Linked DNA regions of Homo sapiens: region 2 is linked to region 1. Evidence: read pairs that join two places in POLR2A ChIA-PET (ENCODE). Cell type or tissue: GM12878. All regions are shown on one strand. Links, peaks and the distances in the headings refer to the core of each region. The heading gives the core; the rest is flanking DNA. Region 1 overlaps DIP2B (disco interacting protein 2 homolog B). Region 2 overlaps DIP2B (disco interacting protein 2 homolog B).

What was found. Peaks named below come from ENCODE experiments on the same cell type or tissue, not always from the same donor. Only the 100,000 strongest peaks of a DNase experiment are listed, where the experiment ranks them.
Region 2: POLR2A ChIA-PET joins it to region 1 with 15 read pairs; 5 of 35 experiments call an interaction of 5 or more read pairs at or near these places.

What each region holds. Positions count from the first base shown.
Region 1 is chr12:50,551,968-50,564,843 of GRCh38, reverse strand. All of the region lies in intron 1 of DIP2B (disco interacting protein 2 homolog B), which reads right to left. Among named protein-coding and RNA genes, the nearest start is that of DIP2B, 53 kb to the right of the region's middle. In GM12878, for the core only: no CTCF peak of the experiment used is centred there; no DNase peak of the experiment used is centred there.
Region 2 is chr12:50,657,789-50,670,664 of GRCh38, reverse strand. DIP2B (disco interacting protein 2 homolog B) reads right to left here. Exons shown (of 38, transcript NM_173602.3): 4 at 10,346-10,471. Among named protein-coding and RNA genes, the nearest start is that of ATF1, 100 kb to the left of the region's middle. RefSeq lists an enhancer at 9,202-9,261. In GM12878, for the core only: no CTCF peak of the experiment used is centred there; DNase peaks (open chromatin) are centred at 5,964, 8,784 and 9,174; H3K27ac peaks cover 4,384 bases.

The DNA.
Region 1 (12,876 bases), core at 1,507-9,506:
ATATTTCCAGAAGACCATAAAGTAAAAGATTATGGACTTCCTATATCAAAATTAAGCCCTACTCAGCAAAAGGTACCAATGACAAAATTAACATACTATGACAGATGAAGAAAAGGCAAATACCAGGCTAATATTCTAAACTCTACAAAAACACTCTGTAAATCAAACAGGAAAAGACAGAAACTCTAATTAAAGAAGTGGGCCAGGGATATGAACAGGTAATTCACAGAGGGGGCGTTCATATGGTCTTAATGGTATATAAAGAAACGCTGCCATTCAGTAACTGGAGAATACAAATTAAAACAACATTAAGATACCACTTTACCCCATCAGATAGACAACAATTAGAAAGCTGGATAAACAGCTTTCTGTTTCCTATTTCTGAAGAAATAGGAAATGTTGCACAATCTGAAAAAGTGCCCAAATTTGGCAGTGCTTAATCAAATTAAGTACAGCAATCTACTCTTATGCATACATTGAAAGAAATTCTCCCACCATAACAGAACAAGCACAACAATGTTCATCCCATCGTCTGCAGCAGTGGGAAGTTGAAAATAATCTGGTGTCCATCACCGAAAGAACAAATCATTTAAGGAAAGGCAGATGGTGGTTAGATTAGAAACAAAGAACTAGGTATATACACAGCAACACAGTCCCTAAATAGTACCAAGAGAATACAGTACCATTTAGGTAAGTTTAACAAATCACACACACACACACACGCAAGAACCCAGCACTACATATTTACAAAACTGCATACAAATATAGGGATACTTACCAAATACATTACAACAGTTTAACTATGGGGAAATAGGAACAGAAGTGGAAAGTGGAGGTAAAAAAGAAATTAATTAATCTGAAGAGCTAAGAGAGAGGACTTGCACAGACCAATGCTGATGCTATGTTATGAAATGTGATGTCATTAGCTCAATCCTTACCACCTGAGGACTAAAAAAATAAATCCAGCAAATATCCTGCTAAAATTTCAAGAATGAAGGATCAAAGAAGTTAAGGTACACAGAATGAGCTTTTAAAAAAAAAAAAATTAGGCTGGGCAAGGTGGCTTATGCCTGTAAACCCAACACTTTGGGAGGGAAAGGTGGCAGGCTTGCTTGAGCCTAGGAGTTTGAGAGCAGCCTGGGCAATATAGTGACACCCCATACCCATAAAAAGTTTAAAAATTAGCCAGGTATGGTGGCCCACACCAGTAGTCCCAGCTACTTGGGAGGCTTAGGCAAGAGAAGAGGATCACTTAAGCCCAGGAGTTGGAGGCTAGAGCGAGCTATAATCACACTGCCTCACTCAGCCTGAGCAATAGAGCAAGATACTGCCTTTAAAAAAAAAAAAAAAAAAAAAAGGCCAGGTGCAGTGGCTCATACCTGTAATCCCAGCACTTTGGGAGGCCAAGGCAGGCAGATTGCTTGAGTCCATGAGTTCAAGACCAGCCTGGGCAATATGGCAAAATCCAGCCTCTACAAAAAATACAAAAATTAGCCAGGACTGGTGGCATGCACCTATAGATCTAGCCACTCAGGAGGCTGAGGTGGAAGAATCGTTTGAGCCCAGGCGGGGCAGACTGCAGTGAGCCAAGATCACGTCACTGCACTCCAGCCTGGGCAACAGAGAGAGACCATATCTCAGAAGAAGAAAAGAAACAAAGTGGAAGAAAATACATCTCAACAAAACTTAAGCATATGTTGGAAATAGATAACCAGCAGCTCCCAAATGACTCAAACAAATGAAAACTGATGAACAGGTCTTCTGTTGGTTCCATGAGTAAGTCAAGCTGTGGTTAATAATCTTCAAACTTTTAGCAATCGTTCTACACTAATTTTATTAGAGTATTATAGGTTTTTTGTGGCAGCTAAGCCAACTGAGATATTGGTTTTAAAAGGTAGCTAGAATATATTTAGTGGTACGTAAGAGTTAAAATTATTCTTTTGGCACTGACACAGCTAAATTATTTGCCTTATAGTATTGTATTACAATCAATCAGTCTCTCTCCCTCACACACAAACACACATCACAGCCACAAAGTCATATGTACTGTATTTAGGTGATAATTTAGTCTGACCATAAAAAAGCCTGAGAATTTTTTTTTTTTTTTCTGAGTCAGGGTCACTCTGTCACCCAGTCTGGAGTGCAGTGGCATGATCTCAGCTCACTGCAGCCTCGACAACTTCCCCAGGCTCAGATGATCCTCCCATCTCAGCCTCTCCAGTAGCTGAGACCACAGGAGCACATCACCATGCCTGGCTAACTTTTTTATTTTTTGTAGAGAGGGGTTTTGCATGTTGCCCAGGCTGGTCTCGAACTCCTGGGCTCAAGCAATCCACTGCCCTCGGTTTCCCAAAGTGCTAGGAATGCAGGCATGAGCCACCGTGCCCGACTAGAATTTTTTTTTTTTAAAGAAAATTAACTCTGTAACTTTCAAATATATAAATGGCATTGCTGAAATAAGATAGGAAAGCCCTGTTCTATGCTTTTAAGCATTTGCTCCAACCCTATATACGGAAGAGACCTAAATAACCTCCCCTCTTATTCTTATTACCATACACACTCCCTCACTATGCTATATAACCTTCTGTATTCTAGAATCAGGTATTACCATTATCTAAGACTTGCTAGGAAATCTGGAAGAACAGCTTGTTACCCTTTCTCTACCGCCCTTCTTCTCCACCTCTTTGTATTCCAAAGCCTGCTCCTGGCAGTCAAGGTCAGGGAGATAACTAAAATAATTTACTGTCACTTTAGAAATTGATTTCAAATATCTGAATGATACCTTATTTATTCTCTTTAAATTCAATCAACAGCCACTTATAAGCCTGTCAATACAGAGATAACAAACATGATCTTATTCTATCTTATTCTACTACTAGAATAAGAACCCTTCAAAGAGAAGCAGACCAATATTTATAAAAGAGATGGTAGAACAGGTCAGGCATGGTGGTTCATGCCTGTAATCCCCGCATTTTAGGAGGCCGACATGGGTGGATCACTTGAGGCCAGAAGTTCGAGACCACCCTGGCCAACATGGGTGAAACCCAGTCTCTACTAAAAATACAAAAATTAGCCAAGCATGGTTGCACACGCCTGTAATCCCAGCTACTCAGGAGGCTGAGGCACAAGAATCACTTGAACCCGGAAGGCAGAGGTTGCAGTAAGCAGAGATCATGCCACTGCATTCCAGCCTAGGCAACAAAGCGACTCTGTCTCAATCAATCAATAATACAACAAATTTATATATGCAAAAATTATAGACAGCATCTTCGGGAGTATCGTTTCCATAAATTAAGGTGTTCTGTTATCTGAGATGCAATGTGTTTATGGATGTGCTACTTTAACTGATAGTACTCTGAATAGTTTCACAGAAGCCCTAAGACAGATTTGTAGCTCTCACTTAAAAAAAAAAAATTAACTAGGTGAAAGCCATCACCTAAGATGGAGGTAGTGAATAAAGGTCTGCATTCAGAAACATTAGAAAACATCTACAAAAGATTCCTGTACCTTTTAATAACTCTGGAAATATTATGACAAATGTAGACTACATAGTATATAAATACACTCAGCTTTAAGAACCTGGAAATGTCTCCCCTTCTAAATGATGGCCTCTAGCACAGTTAATGAAGAATGATCCATAGAAATAAAACTTAAATATTCACCCTTGGCTGCATGGAGGAAGGGCAAGAAAAGGTAAGTTATCTAGCTTTCCTTAAACAATTGATATTGAGTAAACAGAGGAGAAAAGGCCTGTGATTCAAATATAATTTACTGCCAATCTAATGTGCATAGGGGTTAGAGGAATGCACTCTTATATAGGTTGCTATTTCCTAAAGTTTTATTCTATGGAATAAATTTAAGAAATATTAAGTTGTAAAAATGTGAAAACAGTTTATTTGCCAGACACTTCTCTAAGCCTTTAACATGTTACTGTTTAAGATGACTGTCAAAGATAAGAAATTAAACCACTAAATTTTATAAATGAACTATCTCACTGAGATTAGTGATCATCAGGCTGTAAATTGAGAAAGATCATTCTCTGATCATCAGAATATAATTTGAGAAAGACTTTTTTATTTATTTATTTTTTTTTGAGACAGGGTCTCACTCTGTCGCCCAGGCTGGAGCGCAGTGGCGCAACCTCAGCTTACTGCAACCTCTGCCTCCCGGCTTCAAGCAATTCTCATGCCTCAGCCTCCCAAGCAGCTGGGATTACAGGCATGCACCACCACGCTTGGCTGATTTTTGAATTTTTATTTATTTATTTTTATTTGCTTTCTCTTTTTAGACAGAGTTTCACTCTTGTTGCCCAGGCTGGAGTGAATTCAGCTCACTGTAACCTCCGCCTCCCAGGTTCAAGTGATTCTCCTGCCTCAGCCTCCCAAGTAGCTGGGATTACAGGTACATGCCACCACGCCCAGCTAAGTTTTTTGCTTTTTTTTTTTTTGGAGATGGAGTCTTGCTCCGTTGCCCAAGCTGGAATGCAGTGGCTGCGATCTCGGCTCACTGCAAGCTCCACCTCCCAGGTTCACGCCATTTTCCTGCCTCAGCCTCCCGAGTAGCTGGGACTTCAGGTGCATGCCACCACACCCGGCTAATTTTTTTGTATTTTTAGTAGAGACGGGGTTTCACTGTATTAGCCAAGATGGTCTCGATCTCCTGACCTCGTGATCCACCCGCCTCAGCCTCCCAAAGCGCTAGGATTAAAGGGCTAATTTTTTGTATTTTTAGTAGAGATGGGGTTTCACCATGTTGGCCGGGCTGATCTCGAACTCTTGGCCTCAAGTGATCCACCCACCTCGGCCTCCCGAAGTGATGAGATTACAGACATGAGCCACCATGCCTGGCTGAGAAAGATCATTCTCGATTGTAAACCCTATGAGGGTAGGAAACAAGATATATTTTTAAAAATCTTTACACGGCTTATACTTGTACACAGGCACACAAGAACAACGGTTGTATTAAATTTGGTGTGCTACATTTCACCCCTCTACAAGGGCAAAGACTAATTTTAAATATCTTTGTATTCCATCCCCACTCCCAAGGCCAAAACATCTATGATACCTTGTAAGTGTTAAAGACCTATGGTACTAGAAATTGTGTGTGTGTGTGTGTGTGTGTGTGTGTGTGTGTGGTTTCTGTCACTGAGGCTACAGTGCAGTGGTGCACTACAGCCTCAACTTCCTGGGCTGAAGTGATCCTACCACCTTGGCCTCCCAAGTAGCTGGAACTATAGGGATGCACCACCACACCTGGCTAATTTTTTGTGGAGACCAGATCTTGCTATGTTGCCCCAGCTGGTCTTAAACTCCTAGGCTCAAGCAATCCTCCCACATTAGCCTCCCAAAATGCTGGGATTACAGGCATGAGACACTATGCCCAGCCTAATAATATTTTTTTTAAGGACCAATTGTTGGTTAGTCAAACTGTTGAGATAAAATTGGTATAATACCAAAGAAAATATCTACCCTTGAATCTTTTAAACGTCATTATTTTGTTATGCCAGCCCAGCAAAAAAAAAAAAAAAAAAGACAAATAATTACACCATCTTCCTCTTTTCTGTGAAGATTAACTACTAAATTACAGGAGAAGAAAGAAAAGGAAAAATAAAATGTCACCCAAAGGCCTTAGTGATGTACTCAGTGGAGAGGAGTTAATAAGAAGTCTGTCCCTTGGGGAAGTACTGGGGTGATCACCTAATCACCCATGTTCTGAGTTTAGAACTGAATCCACCTTGGTACATGCTACTGGGTATGGAAAGAATTATATACAAATTGGAAGAGCTTGACAGTATGCTCTCCTTGCCCTCACCTGCACCTGGTGTTCCCTATTCTAGAGACTCTCTATTTTCCCCTTGCAGAAAATAAATCTCCAGTCTTCTGCTAGGGTAAGGAAAGGACATTCTCTTGGCTTCATAGAAGAAGAGGGAGGCTCTGGAGTCTTTTCTTAAACTTTCAGTGAATCCTTCTCTTTGCAACCCACTTTTGCCCCCATTTCCAGAGGGAACTGGTGCACCCACTCCTGAGCCTTCTGGGTTTTCAAAGTGTAAACGGCCTTGCTCCCCCATTGCCACTAAGTCAGTAATCGTTCATCTACCCACTTGCCAGTTTCCAAAATTGTGTTGCTGTTCTCTCTTCTGCAGTTCTGTTTTGTTCTTCTGAGTTAATGCTTTTTCTTACTGTCATTTAATGAGGTATGAGGAAAAAACAGGGGCTATTAGAGATATTCATTCTACCATCTCTGACTGATAGCTCCCTCAATTGTTTTTCATTTCCACTTTTTGCTACTTGAGATGTTAGAATACAAGTTCAGAAATACAGTGCTGCAAACAGTGTGGCCTCAAGAAAACCAAGTCACCTCTCAGTACCTCCATTTCCACATCTGTAAACAGTGTTAGAATAGAGGGTTCCTAAGGTTCCCTTATATATGATTCTCAATTATTACCCCTGGCAGGAACACAGAAACTTAAATCACCCAGACATCTTCAACCAGCACTGCTGCATCTAGACCTATTTTGTTTTTCCTATTACTTGTGCTACCCCTAAGGGTACAGGAGACTGATCAAAACAATGTCATATCTAAAAAGTTTCTGAACTAGATCATATAATAAAACTCCATAAATCTTGAAATTTGTGAATATTTTTTGTAGAAACGGGGTCTCACTATGTTGCTGGTCTCGAATTCCTGGGTTCAAGCGATCCTCCCACCTTGGCCTCCCAAAGTGCTGGAATTACAGGCTTAGGACGCTACCGCGCTCAGCTGAAACGTGATAATTTATATTGCATTGTGTTGACATTTGTTCACTTTTTACCATCTATAACACTAACATTTATGTATGTATTTTCCTTATTTTTTGTTTTTTATAGAGATGGGGTCTCTCTGTTACATAGGCTAATCTCAAACTCCTGGGCTCAAGCGATCCTCTCACCTCAGCCTCCCAAAGTGCTGAGATTATGGGTGGGAGCCACCACGCCTGGCATTTTTCCTTGTTCTGGAAGAAATGATTCAACAATCAGTAGTGCCAATCATATGGCAGAAAGGCAAGTTCAATCTGGGAGAAACAACAAGAACTGCAGAATCCATTTACTAAGCCACCACTAAGCTTATGTAACCAAAATTCCTCTAGAGCTAAGTGGTTCATGCATACAGATGTAGTCACAATAACAGTAACAAATTTTTGCTGGCTTTTGCCTGCCATGGGCTCCAGCAGATCCCTCAGGCAATATCCCCCCACCCAGCAGCCCATTAGCCACAGTTCAGCAGGTGGCAGCCACCATCATCCACTCTTTGTAGATGTCCTCTGCCTAGGAAGGCCCTGCCACTGTTGTGAGAACATTAGTGTGTAAAGTAAGAATGTACAGCCGATGCTTTATATCTAACAATCTAAGAAGACATGGAGGGGATGGTGCCCGCCCCAAAGTGGAGAGATCATCCAAGCCATAGTAGGTCCTCTGGGAATCTACTCACTCCTGCCTGTGTCCATGCACCACACACAGGAAAGCAGCAACCAGACCACAGCCTGGACCATCTATGGAAGGCAAGGTGTGTGGGGCACACAAATTAAAAATCATTTCAGAGCTTCCCACTTTCACTCACCCTCTCCCATTTGCTTCTTCAAGTCCTATAAAGTAGGAAGAGCTTATTATCTCCATTTTATAGATAAAGAATCAAGGCTCAGTGATTCAGAAAGTCTCACAATACCGACCAGGTGGCTCAAATCTGTAATCCCAGCACTTTGGGAAGCGGAGGCAGGCAGATCATTTGAGGTCAGGAATTCAAGACCAGCCTGGCCAACATGGTGAAATCCTGTCTTCATTAAAAATACAAAAAAATGCACCGGGCGCGGTGACTCATGCCTGTAATCACAGCACTATGGGAGGCCGATGTAGGTGAATCACCTGAGGTCAGGAGTTCAAGACCAGCCTGACCAACATGGAGAAACCCTGTCTCTACTAAAAATACAAAAATTTGCTGGGTGTGGTGGCGAATGCCTGTAATCCCAGCTACCTGGGAGGCTGAGGCAGGAGAATCACTTGAACCTGGGTGGTGGAGGTTGCAGTGAGCCAAGATCACACCACTGCACTCCAGCATGGACAACAAGAGCAAAACTCTGTCTCAAAAAAAATACAAAAAATTAGCCAGGTGTGGTGGCATGCGCCTGTAGTCCCAGCTGCTGGAGAGGCTGAGGCAGGAGAATCGCTTGAACCCGGGAGGCAGAGATTGCAGTGAGCCACTGCACTCCAGCCTGGGCGACAGGGCGAGACTCCATCTCAAAAAAAAAAAAAGTCTCACAATACATAGTGTCATTTAAGTCAATAAACAGCCCTTCTAACTCCCAGTAAAACGGCTGTTTTACTATTAGTAATATTTATTTTACTTAAAAAGTAAATACCTGTCTTCATAGTGGCAAAACACTACAAGGAATATGATGTATCAATAGGTGAACAGTTAGTAAAAAGATGAGGAGTCGGCCGGGCTCGATGGCTTACGCCTGTAATCCCAGCACTATGGCTCATGCCTGTAATCCCAGCACTTTGGGAGGCTGAGATGGACAGATCACGAGGTCGGGAGTTCGAGACCATCCTGGCCAATGTGGTAAAACTCCGTCTCTACTAAAAATACAAAAATTAGCCAGGTGTGGTGGCAGGCACCTGTAATCCCAGGTGGCTGGGAGGCTGAGGCAGGAGAATTGCTTGAACCCAGGAGGCAGAGCTTACAGTGAGCGTCGCGCCACTGCACTCCAGCTTGGGTGACAGAGAAAGACTCCATCTTGGGGGGAAAAAAAACAATGAAGAGTCAGAGATGTGACACGGGACAATAGATAGCAAGAAGAAGAGAAGCAGGACATGCTAAATCAACAAAGATTTAATTTCTAAAGATTGGTGTGTGGTTTTTGCTGCTGTTCAGAATAGTTTCTTGAGCTGCTACACAAACATGGCCAGGCTATCCTTTGATATGTGTGTTTCGTATATCAGTGAAGCAGAGAAGCACAGGAGAGATGGGAAACTGACAAGAAGCAAAAGGAAAGAAGGGGCCTCCCTACTCTGCTCAGGGAGGCCCCTAGAAGTAAGAGGAGGACATGAGGCGCCAAACAAGCATGGGGTGAAAGGAAACAAGAGGTGAGAGGCCCAATGAGATGGAAAAAGTAAGTATTAAAGATGACTGGGCTTGGAACAAGATGAGGGTAAAAGTCAGAAGTCAGAGGCGACAAATAGATAAAAGGCAGATAAAAAGTGAGAAGAGAGGAGATAAAGGGCAGCTCGGGCAACTTCCAGTCAGAGATAGCAGAATGAGTGCACAGCCTCTGTTCTTTCTCATACCTCACTGAATGAGTAGGGAGGAAAACATAAGCATTAACCATAAGGACAAAAAAGAACCAAAGTGATAGCAGCGACAAAATTTGAAATTTGGAAAGCAGGTAGATAAGCAATACATGTCTCAGCAGAGCCAAGAAAGCTGAATCCTAAGTGGCAAACACAGGGTAGGGATGGGAAGGTGGTGAAGAGACTTACACTATGAAAATACATAGGAAGGGGAGAACCAATTCCCTCTGGAAATGGTGGCAAAACGTTATAAACAGGAAGATAAGAAAAGACTCCTAGATCCTCTCTCCTCTTCCAGGAAGCCAAGAGAATGAATGTCTTTTCCTCACCCTACAGAAGACTGCAGTTATTTTCTAGAAGGGCAAACAGAGGGTCTCTAGAATGGGGGACACTAGGAAGAGTTGAGGGCAAGAATATTATATTCCAAAAAAGAGATAAAAAATGGGATATGTCAGCCAGGCGCGGTGGCTCACGCCTATAATCCCAGCACTTTGGGAAGTTGAGGCAGGCAGATCATGAGGTCAGGAGACAAGAGACCATCCTGGCCAACACGGTGAAACCCCCATCTCTACTAAAATACAAAAAATTAGGCAGGCGTGGTGGCGCGCGCCTTTAGTTCCAACTACTCGGGAGCCTGAGGCAGGGGAATCACTTGAACCTGGGAGGCAGAGGTTGCAGTGAGTCGAGATGGCGCCACTGCATTTCAGCCTGGTGAGACAGCAAGACTCCATCTCAAAAGAAAAAAAAAGGGGCGGGGGGGGAGCGGCGAGATGTCTTTCAGAGATGCACTCAACCAAAGTGAAGAAGTAAGCTCAAAAAGGTAAAGACACGAGACACAGAATATACAGGATGCAATACACAAAGCAAAGGAAATCCCTAAGAAACTAGAGACGGCTGATCCATTCTACCGCCATGCCACGCACCCAGTGACCAATCCATCTAAGCCAAGGCATTTCAGAAGATTCCAGGAACAACCTATTCAAGGTGAAACTGACAGAATACCTGATATGAGCGATCATATAGAGGCAGATTCATGCAACTAAGAGTATAGAGACATATCAATGACAAATACATAGAAAATAAGCAAATAAAACATCTTGCAATTACAGAGAAAACAAAATCTAAGCAGAAAAGAAAAAAATAAAAGTATACCACATGATTTAGCTATCAACAGCATTTACATAGTCATAACTTAAGTATTAAATATCAATCTAATATTTAATCAAAATTATGCTATAACTATATGGAGGGAAAAGTGGTATGGAAGCATGGGTGGGTAGCTAAGGTGGGAAGCCAGTATATGATGCAAAAGTACTGAAAATTAAGAAGAAATGTATGCATGTTGCTTAAAGATATGAGGGTAAAACCAAAAAGAATCAGTTAAGGAAGTAAAAGAGGTTATCTTTGGGGAAGAGAAAATTGGGTAGAAGAGGTAAGCAGAAGAGCTATCTGTTGTGACGACTTATAAAATTACTTGCCTCTTTCAAATACGTGTGTGTAAAACTTTAATAGAAATAAAATTCTATTAAATAAAATTTCAGTAAAAAATTAAGAAAAAAGGAAAACAGCCCAAGCGCACAGGCTGACACCTGCAATCCCAACACTTTGGGAGGTCAAAGTGGAAGGATCAAATGAGCCCAGGAGTTCAAGACCAGCCAGGGCAACATAACAAGACCTCATCTCCACAAAAAATTTAAAAAATTAGCTGGGCATGAAGGCACATGCTGTAGTCCTAGCTACTTGAGAGGCTAAGGTGAAAGGATCACCTGAGCCCAGGAGATCGAGGCTGCAGTGAGCTGTGATCATAACACTGCACTCCAGCCTGGGTGACAGAGTGAGAACCTGTCTCAGAACGAAACAAAAGAATAAAGGAAAAACACAAATGAACCAAAAGTCCTCTTTTAGGGAGACTAAACAATACTTTATATTGGCCGTCAGAATCACATTCCTGTTTAGACAAAACTGTTAGTGCCTCCAGATGCTTAATTCAGTCGTACCTTATAACACCTGGCAATATTCCTTAAACTGACCTGCAACATACAGGCTGTCTCTTGTTACATTCAGGATTGCTTAATGCCTTTATTCAATAAATGAATACAGGGTGCCTGTGCTAAGTGCCAGGCACTGCGCTAGGTACTGGGATACAACAGTCAGCAAAACAAACACAATCTGTCGTTCATGGTACTTCAACATACTGGGAGAGATATTCAAATGATCACACAAAACAACATGACAATTTTAATAACAGCTTACATGAAAGGGTGCCAAGACCACTCAATGGGGAAAAGGCAGTCTCTTCAACAAATGGTTCTGGGAAAACTGGACATCCACATGCAGAAGAATGAAGATGTACCTTTATCTGACACCATATAGAAAACTAACTCAGGCCGGGTGCAGTGGCTCACACCTGTAATCCCAGCACTTTGGGAGGCCGAGGTGGGCAGATCACCTGAGGTCAGGAGTTCAAGACCAGCCTGGCCAATATGCCAAAACCCCGTCTCTAATAAGAATGCAAAAATTAGCCGGGCATGGTGGCGCACACCTGTAGTCCCAGCTACTCGGGAGGCTGAGGCAGGAGAATGGCTTGAACCTGGGAGGCAGACGTTGCAGTGAGCCAAGATTGCACCACTGAAGACTCTGGGAAAAAATAAATAAATAAATAAAATAACTCAAAATAGATTAAAGACCTAAACATAAGAAGTTTATTTTAAAAAATTTAAAAAACGTTTAAAAAAGAACTTTAAACTCCTAGAAGAAAACATGGAAGAAAAGCTTAATAATACTGGATTTGGCAAGAATTTCTTGGATATGACGCCAAAAGGAAAGGAAACAAAAGCAAAATAAGATAAATGGGACTATATCAAACTTAAGAATTTTTGTGCATCCAAAGACACAATCAACAGAGAGAAAAGTTAACTTACAGAATGAGACAAAATATTTCCAAATAACGTATCTGATAAAGGGTTAATATCCAGAATATAAAAAGAACACCTTTGGGAGGCCGAGGCGGGTGGATCACGAAGTCAGGAGATCGAGACCATCCTGGCTAACACAGTGAAACCCCGTCTCTACTAAAAATACAAAAAATTAGCCGGGCGTGGTGGCGGGCGCCTATAGTCCCAGCTACTCGGGAGGCTGAGGCAGGAGAATGGCATGAACCCGGGAGGGGAGCTTGCAGTGAGCAGAGATTACGCCATTGCACTCCAGCCTGGGCGACAGAGTGAGACTCCGTCTCAAAAAAAAAAAAAAAGAACTCCTATAACTCAACAACAACAACAAAAAACCCAATTAAAAAACGGGCAAAGGATCTGAACAGACCTTTCTGCTAAGATGGCCAATGAGCATATGAAAAGATGCTCAACATCATTCATCATCAGAGAAATGCAAATCAAAACCACAATGAGACATCGCCTCACACCATTAGGATATCTATTTTAAAAAACAACAAGTAATAACAAGTGTTGGTGAGGATGTGGAGAGCCCTTGTGCATGCTGGTGGGATTGTAAAATGGTGCAGCCACTATAAAAAACAGTAGGGAACTTCCTCAAAAAA
Region 2 (12,876 bases), core at 2,183-10,182, 110 kb before region 1:
CAGGCAGATCACCTGAGGTCAGGAGTTCAAGACCAGCCTGGCCAACACGGTGAAACCCCATCTCTACTAAAAATACAAAAAATTAGACAGGCATGGTGGTGCATGCCTGTAATCCCAGCTACTTGGGAGGCTGAAGCAGGAGAATCGTTTGAACCTCGGAGGCAGAGGTTTCGGTGAGCCACGATCGCACCACTGCACTCTAGCCTGGGCAACAGAGCGAGACTCCAACTCAAAAACAAAAACAAAAAACAAAAAACATACGTGCCAAACAGTGAGCTAGGTGCTAGGGAATGAAGTGGCGTAAACAATCCTTAGCCTGGACTTATTCATGGCCTTAGTAGGAAAGGCAGCCAGTCAGGGTGCACAGGTAAGCTTTCCAAGCATGACAGGAGAAGGCACAGCATCAGTATTTCTTTCTTTAATTTTCAGCTGGAGAAGAATTGTGAGAAATCCACTTATGTCTGTATTCAGCTTGGCTCTGACTTCAGGAAAATAGGCCTAAATTAGAAAAGCGTGCTGGGTGGGGGGTGGGTAAAAAAACTCAACCAAATATAGGGAAGCAAAAGCCGGGGAAAACAGAAGTCAGGAATTTATTTCAGGGTTCTAAGCTTATGAAGCACGCAGTTAAAGAGGGCATTTGGTCTAATGTGAGATAAACCTTTCTAAATGATTTCTGGGTGTTATGATTTACAACTTGTGGATTGAATTTCATTGTTTTTAAAAATTAAACATTCTGTGGTTAGTACTGCAGAACCCTTTCCGTCTAACTCAGGTGACACTGTAGGTTCATGTTCTGCTTTGGTTCAAAGAGCCAAATACATAACCAATGGGGCTGGAAAACTGCTGGCACCTCACAATGGGAACCTGAACCACAAAAGACTCATCTAATCTAGAAGTCAAATTCTGCAGGTCCAGAGCAAGAGAGAAAGTTAAAATAATGGGCCGGATGCAGTGGCTCAGGCCTGTAATCCCAGTACTTTGGGAGGCCGAGGTAGGTGGATCACTTGACGTCAGGAGTTCAAGACCAGCCTGGCCAACATCGCGAAACCCTGTCTTTACTAAAAATACAAAAATTAGCCAGGCATGGTGGTGCACACCTGTAATTCCAGCTACTCGGGAAGCTGAGGCAGACAAGAATCACTTAAGACCGGGAGGCGGAGGTTGCAGTGAGCAGAGATAGCATCACTGCCCTCCAGCCTGGGAGGCAGAGTGAGACTCCATTTCAAAAACAAAAACAAAAAACCCAGAAAGTTATATAATGACTATACCCTTGCTTCTTGTTCTGTACTACCTCCAACTTATTATTTCATATTGAGGAAGGTCTGAAGCCTGTGACTGTTTTTGCTTTTTAAAAAGTACTAATCACAACATGTGCCAGGAACTATGTCAAGTCCTAGGGGTTGTGAAGTGTATGAGTGCTTATGACACAGTAAGTGCCCTAAAAAGGCTTACAGGAGACACAGAAGCCCACAGATAATTTCAAAAGAATAAAACAGATGCTAAGAAACGGGAGTAATCAAAGGGTTTCGCAGGATGGGAACCAACCACAGTCAGGGATTTCAAGTACTTCTTTGTACATAGAGCAAAGACTTTGAAGAGTAAGGCAAAAAAATGAAAAAAATGAGGGTGGAGAGATAAATAGTGACCAGATCCCAAAGAGATAAAGTGATGAGGTCCATAAAGAAGAATGAGATCTATCATGCAAAAGGGGGGTGATTAAAAGAAAATTTAAAGAAAAAAAGAAGTAATCACATCTGTACCCCTTTAAGGAAAGCATTTTGTGTAATTTTCAGAAAATATTCTAACATTTCAACTGTACCCCGGGACACAAATATTCCTGTCTTAGCAAACATGTTAAAAAAAACAGAGAGGAAGTTGGGATAGGGCCCCTAGGATAGGTGAATTTGACCTTAAGAATAAAGTATTTTCAAGGTAAGTTATCTCAAGATTCCACAATCTCCATTGGATTTGTGGGCTGCTTTTATTGTATCATTTTATTGTATCATTTATATGTATTTTAATTTGTTTAAGTTTAAAATCAGAATAACCCAATTTTAAAAAGACAGTAAAACCAGTATTTTCATGATTAGGTTTATGGAAAATGGGTTTCATTATGTTTCTATATTGGATCAATTATGCAATTAGGTGTATTGTTTCAATTCAGTTACCCTGTTTGTCTGCCAGTCTTCAGTGTTTAATGACTTACAACTATGGGGCAGCTTAGCGTAGTGGAAAAAAACATGGCTTTGGTGTCAGTCTTCCATTCAAACTCTAGGATCCACCTCTTACTAGCTATGTGACTTGGGGATAAAATTACCCATCTGAGAAGACTGTTTACTTATTCGTCCATTTGACAAACACACTAAGCACTACAGTAGTTGGTAGGAATAAAAAGTTGGGCAAGAAGACATAGTCCCTATTCTTATGGGACTGAGATGAGTTAGAGGAGTTCAAGGCAGGCACCCAAGGAAGTAAGACCTAACCCAAGGCCTGATGGCTAAGTAGGGATTAGTTATGAAAGGCCCAGAGGTAGGGAGAGTGCAGCGTCAGGTAGAGGGGGCTGCACGCGAGAAAGCTTGGAGGGGACAGAAAACTTTTTAAAGATATTAAAGAAACAGAGACTAGCCAGAGCACAGATGCAAGACTGATAGTCATGGAGATGAGACTGGACAAGTAGGTAGCATTGGGCCACCAAGGGCCTTGTAAGACAAGCTAAGGAAACTTGCCTTTATCCTAACCATAGCTGGGAGACCATGAACAAAGACACTGTACAGAAAGCACCCATACTGGTGCCAGCCCATAGCACCTGGCCAATCAACATTAATTCCTCTTCTAATCCCCAGGAGAATGGTTAAAAGGAATGTGTATTTCTTTTTGATTTGGAATAACCTGAAATTTTTCCTAAGAGTAATTTAAATGGCTAATTGCTTCCTATAAACATGAAGGGAAAGATAGCAGAAACTGACTAACAGTTGGTAGAAGAAAATAATACTGTGCCAAATGATGCCACCTGAGAAATGAGGTGCTTACTATGAATAACTCAACCTATGGTCACAGATAAGAAACTATCCGGGTAAAGTTAAAAGACGATTATGTAGTGAAGTCTACATAAAATGTAGCACTGCTCTGGGATTGTATCTTTTTAAAAATCAAAACAAGGTCCCTTAAATATTATTTTAAAAGCAATTTGTCACCCAGGAAATTGTTATGAATTTGTAGAAATTTGGGCAAAATTAAATAATAGAAATTTATCATTTCCCTACTGATTCTGCTCTGATTAAAAATAAACTCATGACTGTTATCACTTATAAATAAAACATCTTCCCTAAGCTCTTATATATAACGAATACGCAACAGAAAACAATTCTGAAAACATAGTTTGCCTTTCAGTTTATAATCTGCTGTGATTTTAACAAGGCACCATTGAATACTGGTCACCAGAAGCCTACAATCCATCTATAACCAATTAGTAAACATATAAACAATTAGCATGTTGGCCGGGCGCATTGTCTCACGCCTGTAATCCCAAGCACTTTGGGAGGTTGAGGCGGATGAACTGCTTGAGCTCAGGAGTTTGAGACCAGCCTGGGCAACATGACAAAAACCTGTCTCTACAAAAAATGCAAAACTTAGCTAAGTGTGGTGGTGTGTGCCTATAGTCTCAGCTACTTGAGAGGATGGCCTGAGCCCAGGAATTTGCTAATTCCTTTTATTCTTTTTTTGAGACAGGGTCTCCTGCCTCAGCGTCCCGAGTAGCTGGGACTACAGGCGCCCGCCACCATGCCCGGCTAATTTTTTGTATTATTTAGTAGAGACAAGGTTTCAGCGTGTTAGCCAGGATGGTCTTGATCTCCTGACCTCGTGATCCACCCACCTCAGCCTCCCAAAGTTCTGGGATTACAGGCGTGAGCCACCACGCCCGGCCTCAGGCAAGCTTTTTTGACAGGTTCCTTTTTTCTAATTCACCCAACTGCTAAAGATGCAAGTCCCTCCAGGGATCTTAATTCCAGCTTGCAACCTTAGATGGGCCCAAGGTTTTATCATTATAGTTAACATTAAGGTCCCTGGCTTGCTGATTCTCCTCCCTACAGCCCAGCGGAAGTAAGCACCACCTCACCATTCTGATTTTTCAGTGTTCATCATTCTCCCTTGCTCCTGTATACATTTTTTAAAAAGCTGGTTACATTTTACCCAGTATTTCTAAAAGAACATTTTCTTTCCCCTATCTTTCTAGGAGATAATTTTCAGGTTATCTAACTGATATGTCTAAAAACAGAAGTCTGGGCAAGTTATTGAGCCTCTCTAAACCTGTTTTCTCTTCTGTAAAATGGGGTAGAAAACTGTTGAGTGAACTAAAAATGAAAAAAATATATGTTAAGCACTTAGCCCTTTGACTGGTACACTGAGGGCATGCAATAAATGGTAACCATAACATTACTCTTATCAGCAAACCTTAAATTTTACAATCAGGTATTGAAACAAATTCAACCGGATACAGTGGGTTTTTATTGTACTTTGGCTTAAAGAACACTGGATATTCACTAGTCTCCCAAGTAATTGTGGACCATTGGTCCTACCCCACACCAATCATAAAATACACTATTAAAATGATCTGACTCTATTAATTAGAGCACATTTATTATGGAGGTCTGATTTGCCAACTTTGTTTACTTTGTGGTTTAGGTTAAAATTAGAATATTTAGGAAAGACTCCCCAACCTGGTAAATCAGCAGGTATTCTAAGTTCAAATTAACTGACTGATACATATTTAGGACTATAACCATTCAGAAGACAACAGTTATTTAATTTGGTTGTAAAAATGCTCATTCCAGTACCATGCATACACGTGAGTATCTATTAGGGAAAGAGGAATTTTTTTTTTTTTTTTTCAGTTGAGGTTTCACTCTGTCACCCAGGCTGGAGTACAGTGCTGTGATTATGGTTCACTGCAGCCTTGACTGAAGTGATTCTCCCACCTCAGCCTCCTGAGTGGCTACAACCACAGGCACACACTACCATACCCAGCTAATTTTTAAAATTTTTATTTTATTTAGCACTATGAAGGAATTAAAAAAAATTATTTGTAGAGATGATAACTCTTGCTATGTTGCCCAGGCTGGTCTCAAACTCCTGGGCTGAAAGGATCCTCGGGCCTCAGCCTCCCAAAGTGCTGGGATTATAGGCATGAGTCGCGGCTATAAAGTAAATAGAATTTTCTAAATAAACATGACACTTCAGTGGAATAATGAACACAATCAAGATTTTGAGTTTGACACTTAATTGCTATTTGACCTGGGGCAAATTACTTAGCGACTATGAACTTGCTTATTTCCTTATCTCTAAATCTGCCCTTCCTACTTTACAGAGTATTTATGAGAAACAAATGACACAGGGCGGTCATTAGTATGTGAAAGTTCTTTGCATACCATAATGTACTATAATTCCATGAAGCATTATTAAAGTAGGTTAAAAGGATAATATCCCAATCTGTTGCTGGGTATCATTTTCATATATAGAAATATAGAGCAGGGTGTGGTGGCTCATGCCTATAATCCCAACACTTTGGAGAATCTCTTGAGCCCAGGAGTTTGAGGCCAGCTTGAGCAACACAGTGAGACCCCATCTCCAACTCTACAAAAAATAAAAATATTAGCCGGGTGTGGCAGCATGCACCTGCAGTTCCAGCTACTAGAGAGGCTGAGGTGGGAGGACTGCTTGACCCTGGGAGTTTGAGACTGCAGTGAATTGTGATTGAGCCACTATACTCCAGCCTGGGTGACAGAGACTGTGTCAAAAAAAAAAAAAAAAAAAAAAAAAAAAAAAAAAAACAAAAACCAAAAAAGGAGGGAAATTCTCCTTGTCTTCTGGCCCTATGAATTACTCTAGCTACTCTCAAGCAGAGTCCTGTGTGAGACAGACTTCTAAATTTAAGCTAGTTGAAATAGCTTACTGTGCTTTAGGGTCATTATGTGGTCTATTTGGTCATCTGTGCACTCTCAGAACGCAGCAAAGGGTAAGTCCACAAGGGTGCGGAAAAAGCTTAGAGGGAAAAAATATATGCTGTAGTTTTTGCGTTGTGCTTTTCCGTATGAATGAGTAATAGCATTACACAAAGAACCCCTACAAAGAAAGAGCTGAGGTAATTGCCTCATGACATTAGTAAATGATTTCAGCACATAAAGGGAACTGGATGGCAGTAATTCAAGCAGTCTAAAAGACTCTGAAAAAGGCCACAAGCACTAAAAGAACCATAGATTGCTACCAATTTAGAGAATTTAAATTTTCTAATTCACAAGATAGAAATTAGTGTACATAATTCAATAAGCAAATTTTAGGGTGACTGACATCTTATCAGGTGATTTGTGAACAAAAGACAAATTATTTCCCATGCCAACTATTTACCATATTTTCCAGACTATATGATACTATAAATAAAGCCAAAATATCTGACATATTTTACTCCTTAATCCTTTTTATTAAATCCCTCAAAAAGAGCAGCTCTAAATTTTCATCAGTTCAGTAATTCAAACAGTTACGTATTGAGTGCCTCCCAAAGAAGCTGACTGGCTGGTGCACTCTAGAAGTTATCCCAGAAACCAGGTGCATACAAGACAGCAAGTGCAGAGTGACAGCCTTGACCCAAGATGTGCTTTATGATGTATGCTGTAACATCTCAGGCAGTGTACAAAGAAAGATGCAACTAAATCCTGTAAAATATTAGGCTATTAGGCTAATTTTTCCCTGCAAGAGTGGTACAACTTTTTGTTTGCTTTTTTTTTTTTTTTTTTTTTTAAAGAGATGGGGCCTCACTCTGTCTCCCAGGTTGGAGTACGGTTGATTGATCTCGGCTCACTGCAGCCTTGACCTCTGGGGATCAAGCGATCCTCCCACCTCAGCCTCTCAAGTAGCTGGAACAACAGACATGCACTACCACAGTCAGCTAACTTTTTAATTTTTTGTAGAGATGGGGTCTCGCTATATTGCACAGGCTGGTCCCCTCCTAGGCTCAAGCAATCCTCCCACCTCAGCCTCCCAAAGTGTGAAGATTACAGGTATGAGCCAACACACCTGGCCACAACTGTTTTATTTATTTATTTATTTATTTATTTGAGACGGAGTCTGGCTCTGTTGCCCAGGCTGGAATGCAGTGGCGCGGTCTCGGCTCACTGCAAGCTCTGCCTTCCAGGTTCACGCCATTCTCCTGCCTCAGCCTCCCGAGTAGCTGGGACTACAGGCGCTGCCACCACGCCCGGCTAATTTTTTGTATTTTTAGTAGAGACGGGGTTCACTGTGTTAGCCAGGATGGTCTCGATCTCCTGACCTTGTGATCCACCCGCCTCGGCCTCCCAAAGTGTTGGGACTTCAGGCGCTGCCACCACGCCCGGCTAATTTTTTGTATTTTTAGTAGAGACGGGGTTCACTGTGTTAGCCAGGATGGTCTCGATCTCCTGACCTTGTGATCCACCCGCCTCAGCCTCCCAAAGTGCTGGGATTACAGGCGTGAGCCACTGCGCCCGGCACCACAACTGTTCTTAGGTCACTTTTGTTTTGTTTTTTGAGATGGAGTCTCGCTCTGTCACCCAGGCTGGACTGAATGGCGCGATCTCGGCTCACTGCGACCTCTGCCTCCCGGGTTCAAGTAATTCCCCTGCCTCAGCCTCCTGAGTGGCTGGGACTATAGGAACGCACCACCACACCTGGCTAATTTTTGTATTTTTAGCCGGGACGGGGTTTCACCTTGTTGGTCAGGCTGATCTCGAACTCCTGACCTCCTGATCTGCCTGCCTCAGCCTCCTAAAGTGCTGGGATTACAGGCATGAGCCACCGTACCCCGCTTTAGGTCACTTTGGTAGCTGGCCAGAAGCTCATTTTTTTTTTAAAGACTTTAATGGCAATGATTAATGTAAGTTTTCTTCCTCCTCCCTTCCCTTGAACACAGCCTCGGCATCTTCTAAGCTTCAGTGTTTCTATGGCTATCAGAGTACATATGCGAGATAAAACCTATTCCACATCGCTGGGTTAGGCTGTAACAAGTTCTGGGAGATACTGATGTAGGATTAAGCTACAACTAGGCATTGGAAACAGCCAATTGGTAGCTCTTAAGATCTTGGAGAGAATGGAATCGATTCCTAATGTGGGAACAGCAAATTCTACTCCCTAAAATGAAAGGGGCTAATGGAAGCCTTATGATAAGAGTTCTTCCCAAATTTCCTCACTAGAGCAAAGTATTTGTCTTAGGCATGTGTGTAATTGTTGCATGACAGCATCAAGATATCCCATGTGGGGGCTGTGTGAGAAATCACTATGCAGGGTGCGCTCAATGTTTCCCCTTGTTGTGAGAGAATTCCTCTTCTATTTGACAACACAGATGTCCCTCACAGCACATGAAGCCTTCTCAGATACTACCCAGAGATCCCCAGAACAGGAGATAAATGGGTACAGAACCTTTTTATTACTCTGTTCTGCTGAATACAAGTCTTAGGAGAAAGGATTGTATCTTTGGAATCATGAAATTATTATGTATAAAACATATAATATGATCAAGAACATTAGGCCACAACGTCAAGGCTGCAGACAGAGGAGAACATTAGTGTCTAGAAATACAGAGGCCTATAGTTAATTTCAAAGGACTACAGTCTCATTCAGCAATGAACAGCTGCGATTTGTTTCTAGAGTTCGTGAATTCCCCTCAGGCAGTGACTTTTGTAAAAGCGGATAAAAAAGGTTTCCACTCCTTCTGAGCATTCTCAAGGTCTTTGCTGCATTCTCACATTTCACCCAAAGCCATAAGGGCAGCCTATTTACTCTGAAACTGCATGTCTTTGATACAGCTTTGGAGGGGATTATTTCCAAGAACTACATGTCATGCTGCTCCCTACCCTTTGCCATTTACTGCAACTGAACCCTCAGCCACACTGCAGTGTAATCTGCCAAAAAGGAATAGCTACTAAACTGAGAGCCCCCTTTGTCCATGAGGACCCAACTTGTGCTGTACTAATGTGGAAGGGAAACCATCCAAGATTTTCAATGAGTAGGTTTGAGGTATGCACCATTATAGACACAAACTGTCTTACTGTGATAGCCGGCTAGAGGTACCCTGTGATACATTTTGAGAAACACTTGAAGCCACAGAGCTATTTCTCTTTCAAACATGTTGACACCACAGATGTGAAGAAAAAAAGCACACACAGTAAATGAGCCCACAGCATACCCAAATGCTCTGAGAAGTTAGCCAAAACCGAGAAGAAAACTATTAATATTAATCTGGATCAGGGAATAGGATCAGTATGAACAGCTCAACAACTTGACAGCTGTGAATCAAAGTCAACCATAAGGCAACCTAGGAATCTCCCCAAAGACGTATTAAGTAGTTTAGGCCAAAAAAGTATGGGGAAATTTGTTCTCAAAGATTTCATTACCAGTAACATGAAAGTAGAAAGAGAGACACTATATTGAGGCTCTGAAATAGATTTACTATGTTTAGTCTCAAAGGCCTATATCAAGATCTTGTCTGGGATTCGATCTAAAAAAAATTTTTTTCGAGCTTCCACTAGAGAAGTTCAAAAAAAATTTTTTTTAAGGTTTTAAAAAAACTTTGGGAGAGATTCTGAACAGACAAGACAACTTAGATTGTTTCTAGTTATTCCTCAAATATGAAGTTATAACTCTTTAAATTTACCTTAGGGAGCATAAGGATTGAAGTCTGGTGAACAGGGATGGGATGAAGATACCTAGTTCTCACTGATCTCATGACCCCGTTATAAAAAGTAGATTCTTAAAAAATAAATAAATGTGTACAAAATACATTAACACACACACACATAAACACACTTATATACGTTTTGCAGGTCCATCACAACTTTGCATGATTGCTCTTCCATAATTGTTAATGACACAAAAACTTTTGTCCCAAGTCCAACAATTCTCATGCCTGCTGCAGAGACGAAGCATTTGGTTTAGGAGTACAAATGAATTAGATATATGACTACAAGTAGTATATTGGGTGACAATGAAAGTGGCTATTTAACACAGCAGGATTTTGGCCTAAGCTTTGGCCTGTATTTATGACTACATAAGTCTGGGGATTACAGCCAAAAAAAAAAAAGACTGGAAATTCAGAAGGAAAGTTTTTTTGTTTAGTTTTGAATAGTTTTACTCTTAAGACATCTTTTTGTGTGTTGTTTACGAGATGACAAGCAAAATCTGCCACCTCAGAGTGTTCTCTTACATTCCTCTAATGGCGGGGAGAAGATTCTGGTTCTTACCTCAGAAAAGAAAAAGCAGAACTTATTTCAGGAACATCAAGGTATTAACTGTCAGAGAGAAAAAGCTCTGATAAACCTACCAGGAGGTGTGCAGGCATCTGCAGGAGACTGAACAAATGTGGATCGCCTTTTGGTTGGCATGGGCAAAGCCATCTTCTGTTCTTTATGCTTTGCCAGTGCAGCCTGAACTGCTTCTGTGTGGATATCTGAAAAAGCAAACATTTGCATTTATTAGCTTCCGGCTCTTGAAAGTGTTTACCACTGTGAGCTGAACTATCACTGCCTCAATTGTTTAAAAAAAAAAAAAAAGGTAAAGGGGACGTTCAGATGATTTTTATTTATAATTTGATTAAGACCAATTAGAAATAAAAATCAAAAACAAAAATAAAAGAAGCCAGGGATAATTTTACGGAGGAGGAAAATGAAGTCCAGAATGATGTGTGACTCCTTAACACACCAGACAAAGAGTTGACAGAGATGTGGGGAGGTGGGTGGGGACAGAATACTGAGTCTAACATGCATCTGTGCCAAGCAGGAAATTCTGCCTCAAATGGAATGAGCGCTGTGCAGGTGCCTGGAGAACACTCATTATTTTTCAAGAAAAGAAGCTTAGGATTTTCTTAACTGAAAGAAAATTTCTTTCAAGTCTGAAAGAAAACTTGGTTGAGACCCCTCAGTTCTATGCCACAGGAAGAGAAGGATTTATTTTGATCTAGAAAAACATAAGGGCAGATGTTAATTGTTTGCCACTTTGGGCACAAAAAATTTCAGCTCTCTACTTGAATGTCTAATAGGAATCTCAAAATTAACACATCCAAACAAAACTCTTCATTTTCTACCCCCACTCCAAAGGTCACTCTATAGTTCCACAAAATTGAATCATACTGTACACAGTATTTTGTATCCCGCTAAAAAAAAAAAAAACTCTTACAAAATCTTACTGAGGTAGATAACAGCTGAGGTAGCTTCCTAAGTCACAAAAAAAATAGTTTCCTTTTGTCTAGGAATGGGCCTAATCCACAAACAAACTATCCTTCCATACCGCTCTGTAAAGTAAATATACCCCTTATAAGAGCTAGACCAATGAGATCCTCTTTTTTAAATTTAAACTCTGAATCAAGAAACTGCAGGTCCTAAATGGAATCACTTTAACGACAATGTGACAATGCCCTAGAAAGAAGGAAGGTTTTAAACTTCAAGGTTGAGATTCCCAGAGTTATCTCTCCTTTCTAGGGGTTTTTCAAATGTTGATTTGTTTCTATGACCTACCTCAGCTATTTAAGGTAGCCTATGTAAGTTGACCTGTTTTTTTTGAGATGGAGTGTCGCTCTGTCGCCCAGGCTGGAGTGCAGTGGCGCAATCTCAGCTCACTGCAACCTCTGCCTCCCAGGTTCAAGCCATTTTCCTGTCTCAGCCTCCCAAGTAGCTGGGACTACAGGTACACGCCACCACGCCCAGCTAATTTTTGCATTTTTAGTAGAGGTGGGGTTTCACCATCTTGGTCAGGCTGGCCTTGAACTCCTGACCTTGTCATCTGCCCGCCTCGGCCTACTAAAGTGCTGGGATTACAGGCGTGAGCCACCACGCCCGGCCAGCTTCTGTTTCTTGCAACCAAAAAACCTCCACTAATACAAGGAGAAACACCTCACTGTGTACAGACCAACAACATAACTTTTAAGGGCTGCATAGTATTTCACTGCATGAATGTGCCATGATTTACTTACACAATTCCTTATTATCAGATACTAGGTTATTTCCAAATTTTTGAAATTATTCATAGAAAGAATAATTCAGTATTTTCACCTTAGCACATGTCTAATTATTTTCTTAGAATTAATTACAAAAACTGCTGAGATCAAAGTATATGTACTTATTTCTTCAGAAATGTTTCAAACATATTTCCTAAAAATAAGGAATTTTCTCTTATATAACCCCAGGACATTATTCAAAATCCAGAAAAATTGGCCGGGTGCAATGGCTCACACCTGTAATCCCAGCACTTTGGGAGGCCTAAGTGGGTGGATAACTTGAAGTCAGGAGTTCAAGACCAGCCTGGCCAACATGGTAAAACCCTGTCTCTACTAAAAATACAGAAATTAGCCAGGCATGGTAGCACGCACCTGTAATTCCAGCTACTCAGGAGGCTGAGGCAGAAGAATCACTTGAACCCAGCAGGCGGAGGTTGCAGTGAGCCGAGATCACACCATTGTACTCCAGCCTGGGCGACAGAGCAAGACTCTGTCTCAAAAAAACAAAACAACAAACCCCAGAAATTCTTGTTTTTCTTTTTTTTCTTTCTTTTTTTTTTTTTTTGAGATGAGGTCTTGCTATGTATGCTGCCTAGGGTTGGTCTTGAACTGGGCTCCAGCGATCCACCCGCCTCAGTCTCCCGAAGTGCTGGGATTACCAGCCAAAATACAGAAATTCAACATTGATACAAACTATTATCTAACCCACAATCCATATTCCAACATAGTCTATTGTCCCAATAATGTCCTCTATAGGTTTTCCCTCCCACCTTTTTTCCTGATCTGGGATCTACTGGAGGAAATCCTACTTAGTTGTCCTGTCTCTTGATTCCCCTATAATCCAGAACTGTTTCTCAGCCTTA